Regions from separate parts of the Homo sapiens genome. Here region 2 is linked to region 1. The links are chromatin loops, found by intact Hi-C in ENCODE. Cell type or tissue: CD4-positive, alpha-beta T cell. All regions are shown on one strand. Links, peaks and the distances in the headings refer to the core of each region. The heading gives the core; the rest is flanking DNA.

Region 1 (9,119 bases), core at 779-8,778:
AGGTTGCAGTGAGCTGAGATCGGGGCACTGCACTCCAGCCTGAGCAACAGAGCGAAAGAAAGAAAAGAAAGAAAGAAAGAGAGAGAGAGTTATAATAGCACCAACAAGAATAAAATACTTAGGAATGCACTTAAACAAGGAGATGAAAGATTTATACACAGAAAACTACAAAACATGGCTGAAGAAAATCAAGACACAAATAAATGGAAAGACATCTTGTGTTCATGGATAGGAAGACTTATTATTGTTAAGATATCAACACTACCCAACATGATCTACAGATTTAATGCAACCCTTATCAAAATTACTACAGCAATTTTTGCAGAAATAGAAAAACTCTTCCTAAATGTCAAGGGATCCTGCGTAGCCAAAACAATCTTGAGAAAGAACGATGCTGGAGGGCTCACACTTCCTGATTTCAAACCTTACTAAAACCTACAGTAATCAAAACAATGTGGTAATGGCATTAAGACAGATATAGAGGCCGGGCGTTGTGGCTCACAGCTGTAATCCCAGCACTTTGGAAGGCTCAGGCGGGTGGATCACTTGAGGTTAGGTGTTCAAGACTCAGCCTGGCCAACACGGCAAAACCCTGTCTCTAATAAAAACACAAAAATTAGTTGGACATGGTGACGCACGCCTGTAATCCCAGCTACTTGGGAGGCAGAGGCAGGACAATTGCTTGAACCCGGGAGGTGGAGGTTGCAGTGAGCCAAGATTGCACCACTGCACTCCAGACTGGGCAACAGAGCGAGATTCTATCTCAAAAAATAAAAATAAAAAAATAAAATGAGGCTGGCACGGTGACTCACGCCTGTAATCCCAGCACTTTGGGAGGCCGAGACAGGCAGATTACCTGAGGTCAGGAGTTCGAGACCACCCTGACAAACATGGAGAAACCTCATCTCTACTAAAAGTACAAAATTAGCTAGGAGCGGTGGCGCATGCCTGTAATCCCAGCTACTTGGGAGGCTGAGGCAGGAGAATCGCTTGAACCCGGGAGGCAGAGGTAGGTTGTGGTGAGCCAAGATCGCGCCACTGCACTCCAGCCTGGGCAACAGAGCAAGACTCCATCTCTCAAAATAAAATAAAATTATAATAATTAAATAAATTAATAAAATGTAAGACTGAAAACTCTAGAACTTTTAGGAGAAAACAGAAAGAAAAAGCTTCTTGGATTTGTTCAGATTTATCTGATACGATACCAAAGGCATAAGCAACAAAAGAAAAAATGCACAAATTAGATTACATCAAAATGTAAAACTTCTGACCCAGCTCGGAGGTTCATGCCTGTAATCCCAACACTTTGAGAGGGCAAGGTGGGAGGATTGCTTGAGGCCATGATTTCAAGACCAGCCTGGGCAACATACTAAGACACCATCTCTACCAAAAAAAAAAAAAAAAAAAAGGGCATAATGGTATATTCCTGTAATCCTAGCTACCCAGGAGGCTGAGGGAGGAGGATTGCTTGAGCCCAGAAGGTTGAGACTGCATTCAGCGGTAATCGTAACACTGCACTCCAGCCCAGGAAACAGAGGGCACCCTGTCTCAAAAAATAAAAATAAAAGCTTCTGGCTGGGCACCGTGGCTCACACCTGTAATCCCAGCATTTTGGGAGGCCAAGGCGGGCAGATCACAAGGTCAGGAGTTTAACACCAGCCTGACCAACACGGTGAAACCCCGTCTCTACTAAAAATACAAAAAATTAGCCGCGTGTGGTGGCGGGCGCCTGTAGTCCCAGCTACTCGAGAGGCTGAGGCAGGAGAATGGCGTGAACCCGGGAGGCGGAGCTTGCAGTGAGCCGAGATCTCGCCACTGCACTCCAGCCTGGGCACAGAGCGAGACTCTGTCTCAAAAAAAAAAAAAAAAAAGTAGAATTACCATATGACCTAGGGATTCCACTTCTAAGTATACATCTCAAAGAATTGAAAGCAAGGTCTTGAAGAGATATTTGTACATTTATATTCATAGCAGCATTATTCACAACAGCCAAAAGGTAGAAACAAAGTGCCCATCAACAAGGAAAATGTGGTGTATACATACAATGGAATATTATTCAGCTTTTAAAGCGGAGCTTGCAGTGAGCCGAGATCGCCCCACTACACTCCAGCCTGGGTGAAAGTTCGAGACTTCGTCTCAAAAAAAAAAAAAAAAAAAAAAACAGAAAACAAAAAACAAAAAAACAGGGAAATCCTGTCACATGCTACAACATGGATGAACCTTGAGGACATTATGCTAAGTGAAATAAAAGTCACAAAAAGACAAATGTGGTATGATTCCACATATTGAGGTATCTAAAGTACTCAAACTCATACAAATAAAAAGCAGAAAGATGGTCGCCAGGGACCAAGGGAGGAGGAAATAGGAAATTGTTATTTAATAGGTATAGTGATTCAGTTTTACAAGAGGAGGCCAGGCGCGGTGGCTCACACCTGTAATCCCAGCACTTTGGGAGACCAAAGTGGGCAGATCACCTGAGGTTGGGAGTTCGAGACCAGCCTGACCAATATGGTGGAACCCCGTCTCTACTAATAATACAAAAAATTAGCCAGGCACGGTAGCGGGCGCTTGTATTCCCAGATACTTGGGAGACTGAGGTGGGAGAATTGCTTGAACCCAGGAGGCAGAGGTTGCGCGGTGAGCCGAGTCACTGCACTCCAGCCTGGAGTTTTACAAGATGAAAAGAACTCCGGACATTGGTCGCACAACAATGTGAAGATACTTAGGACTACTGAACTGCACAGTTAAAAATAAAGAAAGGCTGGATGCGGTGGCTGGGGCCTGTAATTGAGTGCTTTGGGAGGCTGAGGCAGGAGGATTGCTTGAAGAGTTTGAGACCAGACTCTTGCAAGAAAGCAAGACCCTGTCTGTACAAAAAATAAAAAAATTAGCTGGGTGTAGTGTGCCTTGTAGTCCCAGCTACTCGGGAGGCTGGGGCAGGAGGATCACTTGAGTCCCAGAGTTCAAGGTACCACTGTATTCCAGCCTTGGTGACAGAGCGAGATCGTGTCTCTAAATAAATAAATATATAAATATATATATATATAAAAAGATGTAACTTTTATGCCATATATATTTTACCACAGTTAAAAATTTCTGGCTAGATGCGGTGGCTCACGCCTGTAATGCCAGCATTTTGGGAGGCCGAGGTGGGTGGATCACCTGAGGTCGGGAGTTTGAGACCAGCCTGACCAACACTGAGAAACCCCGTCTCTACTAAAAGTACAAAATTAGCTGGGCGTGGTGGTGCATGCATGCCTGTAATCCCAGCTACGTGGGAGGCTGAGGCAGGAGAACTGCTTGAACCTGGGAGGCAGAGGTTGTGGTGAGCTGAGATTGTGTCATTGCACTCCAGCCTGGGCAACAAGAGCGAAACTCCGTCTCAAAAAAAGAAAAAAAAGAGTATTATTTCTGTTCACTGTCTTTTTTTTTTTTTTTTTTTTTTGAGAGAAAGAATGGGTCTCACTCTGTCACCCAGTCAGGAGTGCAGTGCAGTGGCACGACACAACCACAGCTCACTGCAGCCTTGAACTCCCAGGCTCGAGTGATCCTCCCACCCTAGCCTCCCGCATAGGTGGGACTACAAGTGCACACCATTACGACTGGCTGATTTTTATTTTTTTTATTTTTTGTTGCCAGGACTGGTCTCGAACTGTTGGGCTCAGGCGATCCTCCTGCCCTGGCCTCCCCAAGTGCTAGGATTACAGGTGTGAACCGCCACACTGGGACTGTTCACTGTCTTCTTTTGGAGCAAGAGGCTTGGGGAGAGGGAAGTAAAAAGGATCACAGAGACCTGGTGGGGGAAGTGTCAAGCCTACAGTTCTGTGTTTGGACCTCTATAGGTCTGCTGCATTTTTCATAGCTGTCCTTTCTGCCCAGGACAGCTTGGACCAAACCCCCCTCCAGCAGAAGTCCCTGGGCCTGGTCCAAGCCTACACATCCCACATCTCCATGCAAACACACCTCTTTAAATATTAATGATAGAGAGACGGGCCAAAGTTAGTGGCTCTGGAATTCATTCTAATGTAGATAGAGAGATGGCCCAAAGTTAGTGGCTCTGAAATTCATTCTAATGTAATCAAAAGCAAAAAGAGCCAGATCTCTGAGACCATAGGTGGTAAACTGGCCGATAAAACATTCTACATTCTCGCTAAACATTTGGTAATTGCCTGCTAATTTGGCCACTTGATTAGTGATGGGGGAAGTCACTGGTGCCGCCTAGTGGCAATCTTTGGGAACGAGCGAAACCGCATAGCTGCCCAGAAATCGTGGACAATGAAAGGCCCAGTTAGGTGACAAAGTGCAAAAACAGAGTGTACCATTTTGCCTCCACTTGTGTTATCAAGAGGGATAGAGATTGGGAACAGGGCTACACATAGACTATCTCTAGAAACGTCACCATGTGATTGGAATGCTTTAAAGTGTTTTTAAGCAATAGATACAGTTTTTCCTTGTGTAAGGAGAGATGGATCACATGGCAAATGCTTACTGAGGCTGTGCCAGCCACTTTTGGACACTGTTTCTCAAAGTCTGGTCCTCCGACCACCCGCATAGGAATCACTTGACACGCTGATAAAAATGCATATCCTGGCCGGGTGCGGTGGCTCACGCCTGTAATCCCAGCATTTTGGGAGGCCGAGGTGGGAGGATCACTTGAGGTCAGGAGTTCGAGACCAGCCTGGCCAACATGGTGAAACCCCGTTTCTACTAAAAATACAAAATTAGCTGGGCGTGGTGGCTTGGGCCTGTAATCCCAGCTAGGAAGGCTGAGGTGGGAGAATCGCTTGAACCTGGGAGGAGGACGTTGCAGTGAGCTGAGACCATGCCACTGCACACCAGGCTGGGCAACAGAGTGGGATTCCATCTAAAAGAAAAAAAAAAAAAAACCTGGGCGCGGTGGCTCACACCTGTAATCCCAGCACTTTGGGAGGCCGAGGCAGGCGGATCACCTGAGGTCAGGAGACCAGCCTGGCCAACAAGGTGAAACCCCGTCTCTACTAAAAATAAAAAATTAGCCAAGTGTGGTGACATGCAACTGTGGGCCCAGCTACTCAGGAGGCTGAGGCAGGAGAATCGCTTGAGCCCAGGAGGTGGAGGTTGCAGTGAGCCAAGATGGCACCACTGCACTCTAGCCTGGGTGACAGAATGAGATGCTGTCTAAAAAAAAAAAAAAAAAGCATATCCCCTAACATCATGCAAACCCTACAGAATCCGTGTCTCTGGGAGTGAACATGCAAAACAAGCTCTCTAGGTGAATCTTATGAACAGTTTTTGAGAACCACTTGGATTCAAACAAGTGTAAGAAATTGAAGTGGGAGACTCGGCAACATAGAGAGACCCCCATCTCTACGAAAAATTAAAAATTAGCCCCACACATGTGTGGTCCCAGCCACTAGGGAGGCTAAGGTGAGAGGATTACTGGAGCCCAGGAGATGGAGGCTGCAGTGAGCTATGATCACACGACTGCACTCCAGCCTGGGCAACAGAGCAAGACCCTGTCTCAAAAGAAAGAAAAAGAAAGAAGAAAGAAAGAAAGAAAGAAAGAAAGAAAGAAAGAAAAAGAAAGGAAGGAAGGAAGGAAGAAAGAAAGAAATTCAAATGGTTTATCATTGTTGGTATAGCTGCCTGTCACTGAAATTCTTGTGTATAATCTGACCCAGATGAAAGGAGTCCAAGGGGACAGGACTATTAAATCTGTGTGATCCTTCACGGATCCTCTTCCGGAAAAAGGACAAGAGTGGGAAAATTGATGAAATTCGAAAAGTGTCTGAATTAGTTAATAGCATTGCTACACTGCCAATTTCCTTGTTTTGATCATTGACCTGTGATGATATCTCAAGTATTAACTTTTAGGGAAATTGGGTGAAGGCTCTGTGGAAATTCTTTGCACTACTTTTTTCCTAGCTTCTTTGCAAGGACAAAATTTTTTGAGAATAAAAACTTACAATTTTTAAAAAAAAATTCAGTTTCCCATTTGGTAAGGGAACTTGTTAGGAATATAGATTCTCGGCCAGGTGCAGTGGCTCATGCCTGTAATCCCAGCAGTCTGGGAGGCCAAGGCAGATGGATTGTCTGAGGTCAGGAGTTCCAGACCAGCCTGACCAACAAGGTGAAACCCCATTTCTACTAAAAATACAAAAATTAGCTGGGCGTGGTGGCAGACACCTGTAATCCCAGCTATTTGGGAGACTGTGGCAGGAGAATCGCTTGAACCTGGGAGGCGGAAGTTGCAATGAGCTGAGATTACGCCATTGCACTCGAGCCTGGGTGACAAGAGTGAGACTTCGTCTCAAAAAAAAAAGAAAGAAAGAAAGAAAGAAATACAGATTCTCAGCAACACCCCCAAGAACTAATCCAGAATCTACAGTTTAATTAGAGATCCCCAGAGGGATCTTGTGGATTCTCATTCATATGCTCACTGAATTCTCAGAAAGAAAACTGTACCCATATCCTCATTTTATTGATGTGGGAAATGAAACTCAGAATCATCACCTGTGGGTGCGGTGGCTCATGCCTGTAATCCCAGCACTTTGGGAGGCCCAGGTGGGAGGATCACTTGAGCCTAGGAGTTCAAGACCAGCCTGGCCAACATGATGAAACCCTGTCTCTACTAAAAATACAAAAATTATCCAGGCGTGGTGGCACACACCTGTAATCTCAGCTACCCAGAAGGCTGAGGTTGGAGGATCACCTGAGCCCGGGAATTTGAGGCTGTAGTGAGCCATGATTCTACCACTGCACTCCAAGCCTGGGTGAAGGGAGTGAGACCCTGTCTCAAAAATAGAATCATCACCTGAGCAAATAAGTGGCCCAGATTTGAACCCATGTCTAGCTGACACTAAAGCCCATTCTTTTAATAAGCTGCCTGCCATCTGGTGCAGATATAAAATTTATTATCACATGCAAGCCTGGGACTCAGTTCCTCCAAACCCTGTTTTCTGGTTTCGTGCCTGAAGGCAGAGAGATGCATTGGAGAGAGCCCTGCACTGCCCTCCAGAGCCACAGTCTGGTCCCACATCATGCCACACTGCAGTCCTGGAGGTTGCCAAGGCCTTGCAGGAACTCAGCCTCCTCCTCTGCAGGGTAAAGGGGCAGGACAGACACTGGTTCACACTGTCTTCCACAGCTCTGGCAGTTAGCTTCTGGTTACCTTTATCCAGGCCCTACGGGTCACTGGGGCAGTGGGGTAGGGAGGATAGCCCCCCATATGTGCTTTCATCTCAGCTGGCCAGTGGAGGTCTTCAGACCCCAAGAAGTGGGTGACACCTCTCATTGGTGTCCTTTCCCCCTCCTGTGCCCCAAATACTGCACGCTTCTCTTTTCCCAGACCCCTGGCCTTTACCTCCTGCCAATAAGATTATCCTCTCAACTAGATGCCTGGGGCAGAAAGACCTAAATCAACAAATGCTCTTTGCAGTGTTTGCTGGAACAGCTTGCAGATCACAGACTGGTGCTCCCAGCCTTGGAGAAGCGGAGCTCAGGTGGTGAAATCTCAGACATGACTGTGAGCTGGGGAGGAACCTTCCCAGGCCCCTGGGTCTCACCACACACAGGTCTGGTTTTTCAAAGGTAAGCCTATGAGGGAGAAGCTGCCAGGTCATTAACACTACCGCCTGGGAGGAGGAAAGTGGTTTCAGCCACACCCAGTCCTGATGACACATCTGGAGGCTACTCCAGGGTAAGCCCAGTGAGAAGTCTGAGCTTTGCATCCTTTTAGAGTGTATCCTTCAGAAAATTTCGCGCAAAGGTTGTCTTTCCCTGGCTTCCTTTCTTGTCTCAACCCCATTGTATTGGCATGTGGTGGGATGGGGAGAAATGGAGATTGAGAGAATGAAATTAGAATGATAGAAACGTCCTGAAAATCCATTCAAACTGTCAGAGGTATTTGAACCAGAGCAACTCCATCTGGAGTAGGGGCTGGATAAAATGAGGCTGAGACCTACTGGGCTGCATTCCCAGGTGGTTAAGGCATTCTAAGTCACAGGATGAGATAGGAGGTCGGCAAAAGATACAGGTCATAAAGACTTTGCTGATAAAACAGTTTACACTAAAGAAGCCGGCCAAAACCCACCAAAGCGAAGATAGCGATGAGAGTGACCTCTGGTCAACCTCACTGCTATACTCCCACCAGCGCCATGACAGTTTATAGATGCCATGGCAACATCAGGAAGTTACACTATATGGTCTAAAAAGAGGAGGCATGAATAATCCACCCCTTGTTTAGCATATCATCAAGAAATAACCATAAAAATGGTCAACCAGCTGCCCTCGGGGCTGCTCTGTCTATGGAGTAGCCATTCTTTTATTCCTTTACTTTCTTAATAAATTTGCTTTCACTTTACGGACTCACCCTGAATTCTTTATTGCACGAGATCCAAGAATCCTCTCTTGAGGTCTGGATCAGGACCCCTTTCCTGTAACAAAACCAGGAGTGGAGAGAAAAGGGCCCTTCAAATTCCAGTAGCACAAAGGGTCTTTCTTTTCTTTCCTTCCTTCCTTCCTTCCTTCCTTCCTTCCTTCCTTCCTTCCTTCCTTCCTTCCTTCCTCCTTTCTTTTTTTATTTTTCTGGAGTCTTGCTCTGTCACCCAGACTGGAGTGCAGTGGCACAATCATGGCGCAATCTAGGCTCACTGCAGCCTTCATCTCCCACATTCAAGCGATCCTCCTGCTTCAGCCTCCCGAGTAGCTAGGACTACAGGCATGCACCACCATACATAGCTAATTTTTAAAATTTTATTAATTTTTTTTTATTTTTAGTAGAGACAGGGTTTGGCCATGTTGGCCAGGCTGGTCTCAAACTCCTGACCTTGGGTGATCTGCCCGCCTTGGCCTCCCAAAGTGCTGGGATTACAGGTGTAAGCCACTGTGTCCGGCCTTTTTTTTTTTTTTTTTTTTGAGACCGGGTACTGCTTTGTCACCCAGGCTGGAGTGCAGTGGCTCAATCATATAGCTCATTGCAGTCTCGAACTCCCAGGCATAAGCAATTCTCCCTAATAACTAGGACTACAGACATGTGCCACTATGCCCAGCTAATTTTTTAATATATATCTAGACATGGTGGTCTCGCTACATTACCCAGGCAAGTCTTGGTCTCTCCTCTTGGCCTCCCAAAGTACTGG
Region 2 (9,119 bases), core at 556-8,555, 110 kb before region 1:
CTTCTGGTTAATTTATTACTTTGTAAATCTAACAGTGTTTTCCTAGAATGAGTAATCGGCCTTCTGATTTATCAGTCATATACAGATGAAATTTTGTATGTCGAATTTGCTTCTGATACATTTGTACTTGTACTTTACCTCCTCTCTTCAGGAACATCTCATGAAATTCTTTCAGACAAATTTTTACAGGGAAAAGAAGATCAAAGCCTAGAGATTCAGTGAGGCCTTATTGAAGGGGGTAAATTCATGATTCATAACATTAGGTCCAGATGGAATATTGGCATCCATTTCGCAATATGTAAGGCCAATGGTATGTACTGAAATGTTTCAGTCTTTATAACTTTGGCATATATGGAAGCTTTCACCTGTGGGACATTTTGCGGGGTTTTGTTGTACTCTAGATCAGTGGATTGCAAACTTTGGTGTGCCCTAGAATCACCTGGAGGGCTTATTGAAACACAGATTCCCAGGCCCCCACCACAAGAGTTACAGGTTCAGCTGGCCTGTGGTGGGGCATGAGAATTTTCATTTCTTAGTTCCCAGATGATGAGATGCTGTTGGTCCAGGCAGCAACATTTGAGAACACTGCTCTAGAGTATCAGAGGCTGTCTGCCATGATAAGTATTTTGGCTTTGAAATATGGATTGCAAACTTTGAAAGGGTGTCATTTAATTTTTGGCAAAAGGAATTAATATATACATATTTCAATATTAAATAGGATGTTCAGGGTAGGCTGATTGAAAAGGTGAGAGTTGAGCAAAGACTTGAAGGAGGAATCTTTTTGTTTTATTTTTTGAGATGGAGTCTCCCTCTGCTGCCCAGTCTGAAGTGCAGTGGCTCGATCTTGGCTCACTGCAAACTCCGCCTCCTGGTTTCAAGCAATTCTCCTGCCTCAGCCTCCCCGAGTAGCTGGGACTACTGCACCACCCCACCCAGCTAATTTTTGTGTGTGTGTATTTTTAGTAGAGATGAGGTTTCACCATGTTGGCCAGGCTGGTCTCGAACTCTTGACCTCAGGTGATCCACCCGCCTCGGCCTCCCAAAGTGCTGGGATTACAGGGGTGAGCCACCGCGCCTGGCCATGGAGGATTCTCCTTATGCTTTAGCATTAATATCACGTTTAAAATTTATTTGCCAACGAGTCATTAATGTGTGTATTTTTACCTTTTTAAAATAGCACGCATACTTTACAAGTGATTTTTTTAAAGTAGGTAAAAGTAGAGTTTAGTTTTGCTCAATATCAAGGTCCATCTGTGAAAGACCTGAATCTGTGTCATTTTGCTGTTTTTCTCAAGATTTTATTCCACCAACCACCAATGCCACATATTCACTAGTAGGACATAGTATCCATGAGACTGAGAAAGGGAAGCTGCCATGCCAATGACCTATATTTAGCTCTGAAACTCAGGCCACTGCTCCAATCCACTGGAAACTCTCCATCCTCCAAGATAGAGGTCACAATCCCCAGTTGAAAAACACTGCAACATGCCAAAGAATGAAGAGGACCATTTCCAAGAGTTTAATTGCTTTGCGGTTCCATTATTAAGTTATGAGACTTCAGAAATTTTTAGTTCTGAAGGTGTTCATTCATTTGTCAAGAAACAAATTGCCAACCTAAATGAGGGAGGAAAAAACCAGCAAATTCCATGTCCTTTCTATCCTCAGAAGCCATTATAAGCTTCAAGCCATCCTTCCATACCATTGGAGGTCTTCTCAAGAAGCTGGTATGAAGTATCCTGAAGAGGCATAAGCAATGAGTTTGGGCTAGTGTGGTCTAGAATCAAAAAGAGTCATTCAGCATCTATTTAATAGTAGACTCAGATCATTTAAAATTGCCTAAAACTCCAGAACTGTGCTGTCCAATACGGTACTCACTAGTAACATGTGGCTATTTGAATTAACTTAAATTTGAATTAGCTTAAATTTTAAAGTTCATTTTCCCAGTCACACTATCCACATTTCAAGTGGTCCATAGCTACACCCAGCTAGTAGCTACCATATCGGACAGCACAGATTTATGGCACATTTCCATGACTGCCCAAAGCTCTATTGAACAGCCCTGGTCTAGAATGATTCTGGGTCCTTCAGATCATGAGAGGCTCACACTCGTGCACCACTGGTTCTCAACTCTGCCTGTATGGAGAATCACCCAGAAACTTAAAAGCAAAATGTCTATGCCCTACCCTAAAAAGTTTTGGTTTAGTTGGACTGGATGGGATCTGGAAATAAATATTTCCCAAAAGTTGTCCATGGGATCCTAGCAGTCAGGGTTGAGAATTGCTAAGTTATAGAGACAGGCTTACGGCTATTGAAGCAACCCACTAAACCAAAAATTTGGGGGAGGTTTTTGTAGACTAGCCAGGCTACTTCTCATCTCCATCTTTCAAAACCTACTATCCATCTCCTAGGAGGTGAGGGAGGCCCAGACCTACATAAAGATTAATGACAGTGAAACCAGTTCTGTGGAGTGAAGCAAAAAATTGACTGCCTAATGAACACAAACTTTTGCTGGAAGAAAACCAGCCCTGTAACTCCTCTTCAGTTATGAGTTATTTGATGCCCTTCAGAGTGGGTCTTATATATTGAAAGGCTATTCAGAAGTTAATTCCAGTTTTTAAAATATATATAAAAAGTTTTTAGCTTATATATTCAAAGTAGTAGTTCTCCATTATGCTTTAAAATTTAGTATACAAATCTTATCATATTCATAAATCTTGCAAATTTTAGAAATCATGATCCTTTAAATAATATCTGGTCTTATCTGTAGCATGACTTAATTAAACACCTCCCAACTTTTTACACTGAATTTATAAATTTAGTACATATAATTGCCTTCTTTAGTACTTTGTAACATTTTCAAGAAGCTAAAATCTTACAGATCTAATAATTTAACTTCTAAACATGGTAACTCTTAAGTTTGCTCTAATGTTTCAATAATACACATAAACTTAGTAAGAATTCTGCTTAAAAGTCTAATAGGCTGACCTCTTACTCCATTAGGTCAAGTGTTCTTAAATAGTGCAATTACTTACACTACAAAAAAATGCAGTACTTTCGACAGCACATTCTAAATCTTTCTGGAGTTAAAATATGCTTACCTGTTAAAAGAACCGTTATGACCTACCCAAACAATTTGGGGTGTTGTCTTCCCAAGTAAATTTTTTGGTCTGCCTTCTTAGCTTGTTCAAATTTTTTGACGAACAGTGGTTTTGGTTGGAACACAACTAGATCCTTGTTTGAGACACTGATGGGGTGTACTGAGCCTTATTTATATTTACTGTATTTTTTATTTTAAAAAAAGGTATTCTGAAGGCCTACTTGTCTTAGATATTGAGTCGTATCATTTCTTATTTTCAAGTCATGTTAGAATCTATGGCTACATCAATTGAAAAATACCTGGATTTTGCACTTCCTAACCTTTTAGAATATGTAGCTGTCTTTTATATCTAAATCTAAATACCTTTGAATTTGGCAGAATGTCATATTCTTTCACATTGTCTCGTAGAACAATCAACTCTTCCAGATATTTCTGATCCTTGACTGACTGAATTTCTCTCATGGCTTTGTCTGGCTATGTGGTCACAATTTCCAATGTTATTCTATTGACAAGGTTTTTTAGCTTCCAGAATAGCTGACCAGAAGCCTCTCCATCCACATTTCTATTGCAGACATTAGGAGAACACTTGAAGTACACGGCTTTGTCTGATCTGTTCAGAGTTCCTAACTTTGCCCTTTACTACCAATTGTCCAGACCCTCAGTTTCTTCTTCTATCAAACAAAGTAATATTACTTAATCTCACATGGCTGTTGAGAGAACACAATGAGTTTGTGCATCTAAAGTGCCTTGAATAGCGCTAGACTTGCCATAAGTACTCAAGATGTACTCTAAGTTCTGTATTTCTTAGACAAACCTGATTTCAGAGATCAAAATAGGCCTTACACAGTGCGACGCGAATTTAAAAGATTACCGCATTCAGGTGTATGGATTTTGCAGTATTAAAGATGCTGCCTGGAATAGGTCATTATCTTCTCCAAGTACTCTGTTAAGTCAATGAGTCACATAGAGTATAAGGTTTATTATCTGCTTTTCTTTCATTAAATAAATCTTTATTGAATTTCTACTACATTAAAAAACCAAACCAAAACAAAACAAACAAAAAAAACACTTCCCTGAGCCATAAAGGAAAAGGTAGTTTTGACTGGAACCTTGAAGGATGGGTAAACTTTCAGCAGATAAAGATTGAGAGAAGACCTTCCAGGTAGAGAAAGCAGTGTGGGCACAGGCAAAGATGGAAGAACACACGTGGCTGTGGGAAACACAGCTAGAAGCCAGTGCGGATAGAGAGTAGGCTATGATGTGCAGAGGTTAGACACTGGGAGAGACAGGTCCATGAGAGTAGCTTGGACTAACACAGGGAGGGTTTGGAATCCCAAGCTGGGGAACCTAGAAATCAGGCATTGCCCACAGAGCACCAGTTCAAATGCTTGCGTCAATTGCCAGAAAATGATGAAGGGATAAATAAAGAGAGAACTACTTCTTTCTTTTATTTGTCTGTTAACCCATTGGCATTGTGGAGGGAAACTCCAACAGTCTGGGTCTCTTGCCAGGTAAGTTTTGATGGCGGAGTAAAGAGAAGTAGAAAAGGTTGGAAGTTTGGGACAATTTTCAGTAAGTGTGGACACTGGACAGCAGGGGGCAGCATAAGGGCACCAAAAAGTTGAAAGACGCAGAAGACATTCGCTTATGTAACATTTCCTGACAATTATGAGTTTACATTTATAAGGCTACTTATATTAGTAACTTAGCATTCTTCTCCCAAAAATGAACAGAAAATGACAGAGAAAAGACGAAAGAAAAATAACAATTGCACTGTGTTAGGCTGGCTAACAGCAGAATGGCACTGCTGTTTATTTGAGAGGATAGAAACAGGCAGTTGTCTGCTTATTATTTCCTTTCAAATAAATACAAACTCAGAATTCAATACAAATGTGTACATTTCAATTGGAAAACACACCTTTATATGACTTTACGATTTTGCATTTTTAAAAATACATTTGTTCAGCTATACTGTATTCACAAGTTTCCCTAGTGAAAAAGTGGGGAAACTTGAAAAAATATATCATTTAAAAAGAATTGAAAGTTTAATATACATGTTATTTTATATGCCAATATATGGAATTTTAAATTTTGAGTTGTTATGATTATGAAATTTTCTGGACTTTTAAATTAAAATTTTTTCTTTATGTCTAAAATTCAAAATTATCTACATTACATTTAATCAGATTTTTCTAGTGAAATTCATCTCTTACTAGCCTTTTTAAAAGTTTCTTCAGCTATTGTTTTAAAAAAGTTTGGGGCCGGGGACGGTGGCTCATGCCAGTCTTTACATTAATAAGAATAGCGAAAGGCTGGGTGTGGTGGCTTATGCCAGTAATCCCAGCACTTTGGGAGGCCGAGGTGGGCAGATCACTTGAGGTCAGGAGTTCGAGACCAGCCTGGCCAACATGGCAATACCTCTACTAAAAATACAAAAATTAGCCAGGTGTGGTGGCTGGCGCCTGTAATCCCAGCTATTCAGGAGGCTGAGGCAGGAGAATCGCTTGAACCCAGCAGCTGGAGGTTGCAGTGAGCCAAGATTGTGCCACTGCACTCAAGCCTGGACAACAGAGCAAGACTCTTTCTCAAAAAATTAAAAATACATACATACATACATACATACGTACATAGTTTGGATGGTTAGTGATGTTAAGAGTGGAAAACTGGAAATTTCCACGTAGATTTTTTTTTAGCTCTGGAATTTGCCATGGCAAAGGCTACATTATACTCACCTGCAATCTCTCCATCCAACTTGTGAGGAAGATGGTAGCACACTGCTTCATACCCTCACACTTAAGGAGAAACCTCTCTGTCTGTGTTCCTTCATGATTCTTTCAATGCCTGTCACACGTTTTGAAGGCTGTGATCACTGTGTGGGTTGCACTCTGTGTGCTGCTTTTTGTTCTGTCATTTTGCTTTTTTATATATACCTCTTTACATGTATTGATATAATACCTCATATTTATCACTATAAATGGCCAAAAAAAATTGATGGCAGACTATTCTTATGATTATTGAATACTGATTTCCAATTTTAATAAGGAAAATCTGAAACAATGAATAAATTTGGGGCTTAAGCTGGTTAGCATTAAACTTCATTCTTCAATATCATAATTGAAAATAAAGTACTCTGTAAGGTAACTTCATGAAAAATTACCTATTTTTTTATTTTAATCATTTGTAAATCTGGGCATATAAAGATATCAAGTTATTTAAAATGTTACCTTTCAAACTAGAGTTTACAAGCAGGGTGTGCCTGCTTGTGTTTATAGGAAGTAAGTTCACTAACGGCAAGAGCAACATTTTCTTTTATATTTCCCCTGGCTTATAGTACAATGCTTTTGCACAGAGGTGGGGCCCAATAAACAAAACAAGGTTAGGAAAACTTATTAAAGCATCATATGAAACATAAACATGTTTTGTAATGTAGATTTAAAAGTACTCGTGGTCGTTGTTGTTGTTGTTTTTAGCCTGAGTTTCGCTTTTGTTGCCCAGGCTGGAGTGCTGTGGCATGGTCTCGGCTCACTGCAACCTCCTCTTCCCGGGTTCAAGCGATTCTCCTGCCTCAGCCTCCCAAGTAGCTGGGATTACAGGCACGCGCCACCATGCCATGTTAATTGTGTATTTTTAGTAGAGACGGGGTTTCACCATGTTGGCCAGGCTGGTCTCGAACTCCTGACCTCAGGTGATCCACCCATCTCGGCCCCCCAAAGCGCTGGGATTACATGTTTGAGCCATTGCACCTGTCCTTTTTTTTTTTTTTTTTTTTTTTTTTTTTTTTGTGAGACGGAGCTCTCTCTGTTGCCCAGGTTGGAGTGCAGTGGCGTGATCTCGGCTCAGTGCAACCTCTGCCTCCCGGGTTCAAGCGATTCTCCTGCCTCGGCCCCCCAAATAGCAGAGATTACAGGTGCACCACTATGCCCAGCCAGTTTTTTCTTTTTTGAATTTTAGTAGAGACAGGGGTTTCACCATGTTGGCCAGGCTGGTCTGGAACTCCTGACCTCAAATGATTCACCTGCCTCAGCCTCCCAAAGTGCTAGGATTACATGCATGAACCACGTCCCCGGCCTAAATGTACTCTTCATATTTCCATCATATGTTTCAAATTGTGAAAGTGGTTAGAGTGCGACTGTTATTGTTCTTGTTGTTGTTGTTGGTATTTTTCTCAGTGCCTAAATAAGACTGTGCTAATTATTTTCTTACATAGAAATTCTCCTCACTTTCTAGTGAAACTATCAGACTAATTGCAGATCTTTTATTACTAGATGGTTATTTTGATCTGCTTTAGCCTTTATGCTAAAGTTTGCATCTTTTCATATTAATTCTGAGTCCTTGTTATCTAGTTTTAGTGACATTTATAAACAACACTGATTCCTCAAATCACATTTGAGCACACTTAAGGCAGAGTTACTTCTACTAACCATCCTGTAAGACCATTTTGTTTAAGCGTCAAGTGTCACCAATTACTAACTAATAGGCCATAACCTCTCTGACTCAGGGATTGAAGTTACGTTCCCTAGGGCATGTCTTCCAGAACTTTTTCTCTTATACTTCTCTTAGTGCTTTCTTTACTATGTAAACCAGGGGTATCCAATCTTTTGGCTTCCCTGGGCCACATTGGAAGAAGCAGAATCCTCTTGGGCCAAAAAATATACAAACGATAGCCGATGAGCTAAAAAAAAAAAAAAAAAAATCATGAAAAAATTCTCGTAATATTTTAAGAAAGCTTATGAATTTGTGCTGGGCTGCATTCAAAGCTGTCCTGGGCTGCGTGTGTCCCACAGGCCACAGGTTGGAAGGTTGCAGGTTGGACGAGCTTGATAAATATATAGTTAGAAAATACCAAAGGCATAGTTTCTTTAGAAATCACATGTCTCAAAGTAAATTATCTTTTCTTGGCTTTTTACATTTAAAAAATTTCATGTATTCCCTATTTTCTATAAACTACAAAAAATAAAAATAAAAACAATAATAAAATTTGAGAGTTGAAAGAGTTGGGAAGGGTCGAGTCTCACTCCTTCTTTTCAAAGTTGAGGAGATGGAAGCCCAGGGATATTAACATCAAGACCATTCAACTAGGTGGTGGCAGAGCCAGGATTGAAACTTACATTCTTTAAAATAAAAGCTTGCAAATAACTTTGTAATACAGTTAAGGTAACCTAGCATGGGTTAATTTTTAATTCATTGATGACTCTAATTATAAAAATGTCACATGGCTTAAAAAAATTTTTGCTTTTTAAAAATACCCTGAGTAACCAACATGATGGGGCTGGGCACAATAGCTCATGCCTGTAAGCCCAGCACTTTGGGAGGCTGAGGCGGGCAGATCACCTGAGGACAAGAGTTCGAGACCGGCCTGGCCAACATGGTCTCTACTAAAATACAAAATCTACTAAAAGTCTCTACTAAAAATACAAAAATTAGCCGGTGTGGTGGTGGGCACCTGTAATCCTATCTACTTGGGAGGCTAAGACAGGAGAATCACTTGAACCCGGGACACAGAGGTTGCAGTGAGCCGAGATCACGCCATTGCACTCCAGCCTGGGTGACAAGAGTGAAACTCCATCTAAAAAAAAAAAAAAAAAAAAAAAAAAAAAATGCCAACATGATGGACACGATACTATTATAAAATTAGACTTTTTCTCTGTACATAAAATTGTTTTGTTTTTTATTCCCACTGAGAATTAAGAAAAGAGAATATTTTAAGAAAGACCATTATACAGAGGATAGTTCAAAATTCATGCTGAAGAGCTATTGCTTTTCAAGTAGATTGAGCAAGTTTAGCTATTTGGAAAAGCACAGTTATCGGAACAACTCAAGAAAACAAAGGCAAAAAGAGTTCTGTTAAGACAGAAGAAAGGAAACTATATATTGGAAATACACACAATAGTGTCCCCTACAAGCCTGGTGTAAAGAAGCGTATATATACATGTGTGTGCACACTAGTATTTTTGTGAATTGAAAGAGAAAGGATAGAGTTTGAGAATTTATTTAAGAAGGAACACTTTTTTAAAAATTCAGA

Evidence for each region. Hi-C counts contacts between places; a loop is a spot of excess contacts. Peaks named below come from ENCODE experiments on the same cell type or tissue, not always from the same donor. Only the 100,000 strongest peaks of a DNase experiment are listed, where the experiment ranks them.
Region 2: it touches region 1 in a loop (10-fold over the local background); 66 of 110 quality-filtered maps call a loop at or near these places.

Annotation. Positions count from the first base shown.
Region 1 is chr10:32,251,943-32,261,061 of GRCh38, reverse strand. No RefSeq gene overlaps it. Among named protein-coding and RNA genes, the nearest start is that of EPC1, 91 kb to the left of the region's middle. RefSeq lists a silencer at 4,205-4,324 and an enhancer at 7,054-7,554. In CD4-positive, alpha-beta T cell, for the core only: CTCF peaks have their summits at 4,034 and 4,239 (motif pointing left); a DNase peak (open chromatin) is centred at 4,221.
Region 2 is chr10:32,363,579-32,372,697 of GRCh38, reverse strand. All of the region lies in intron 1 of EPC1-AS1 (EPC1 antisense RNA 1), which reads right to left. It also overlaps a transcript of EPC1 not described here. Among named protein-coding and RNA genes, the nearest start is that of EPC1-AS1, 21 kb to the right of the region's middle. In CD4-positive, alpha-beta T cell, for the core only: CTCF peaks have their summits at 4,482 and 4,695 (motif pointing right); DNase peaks (open chromatin) are centred at 817 and 4,687; H3K4me3 peaks cover 445 bases; H3K27ac peaks cover 444 bases.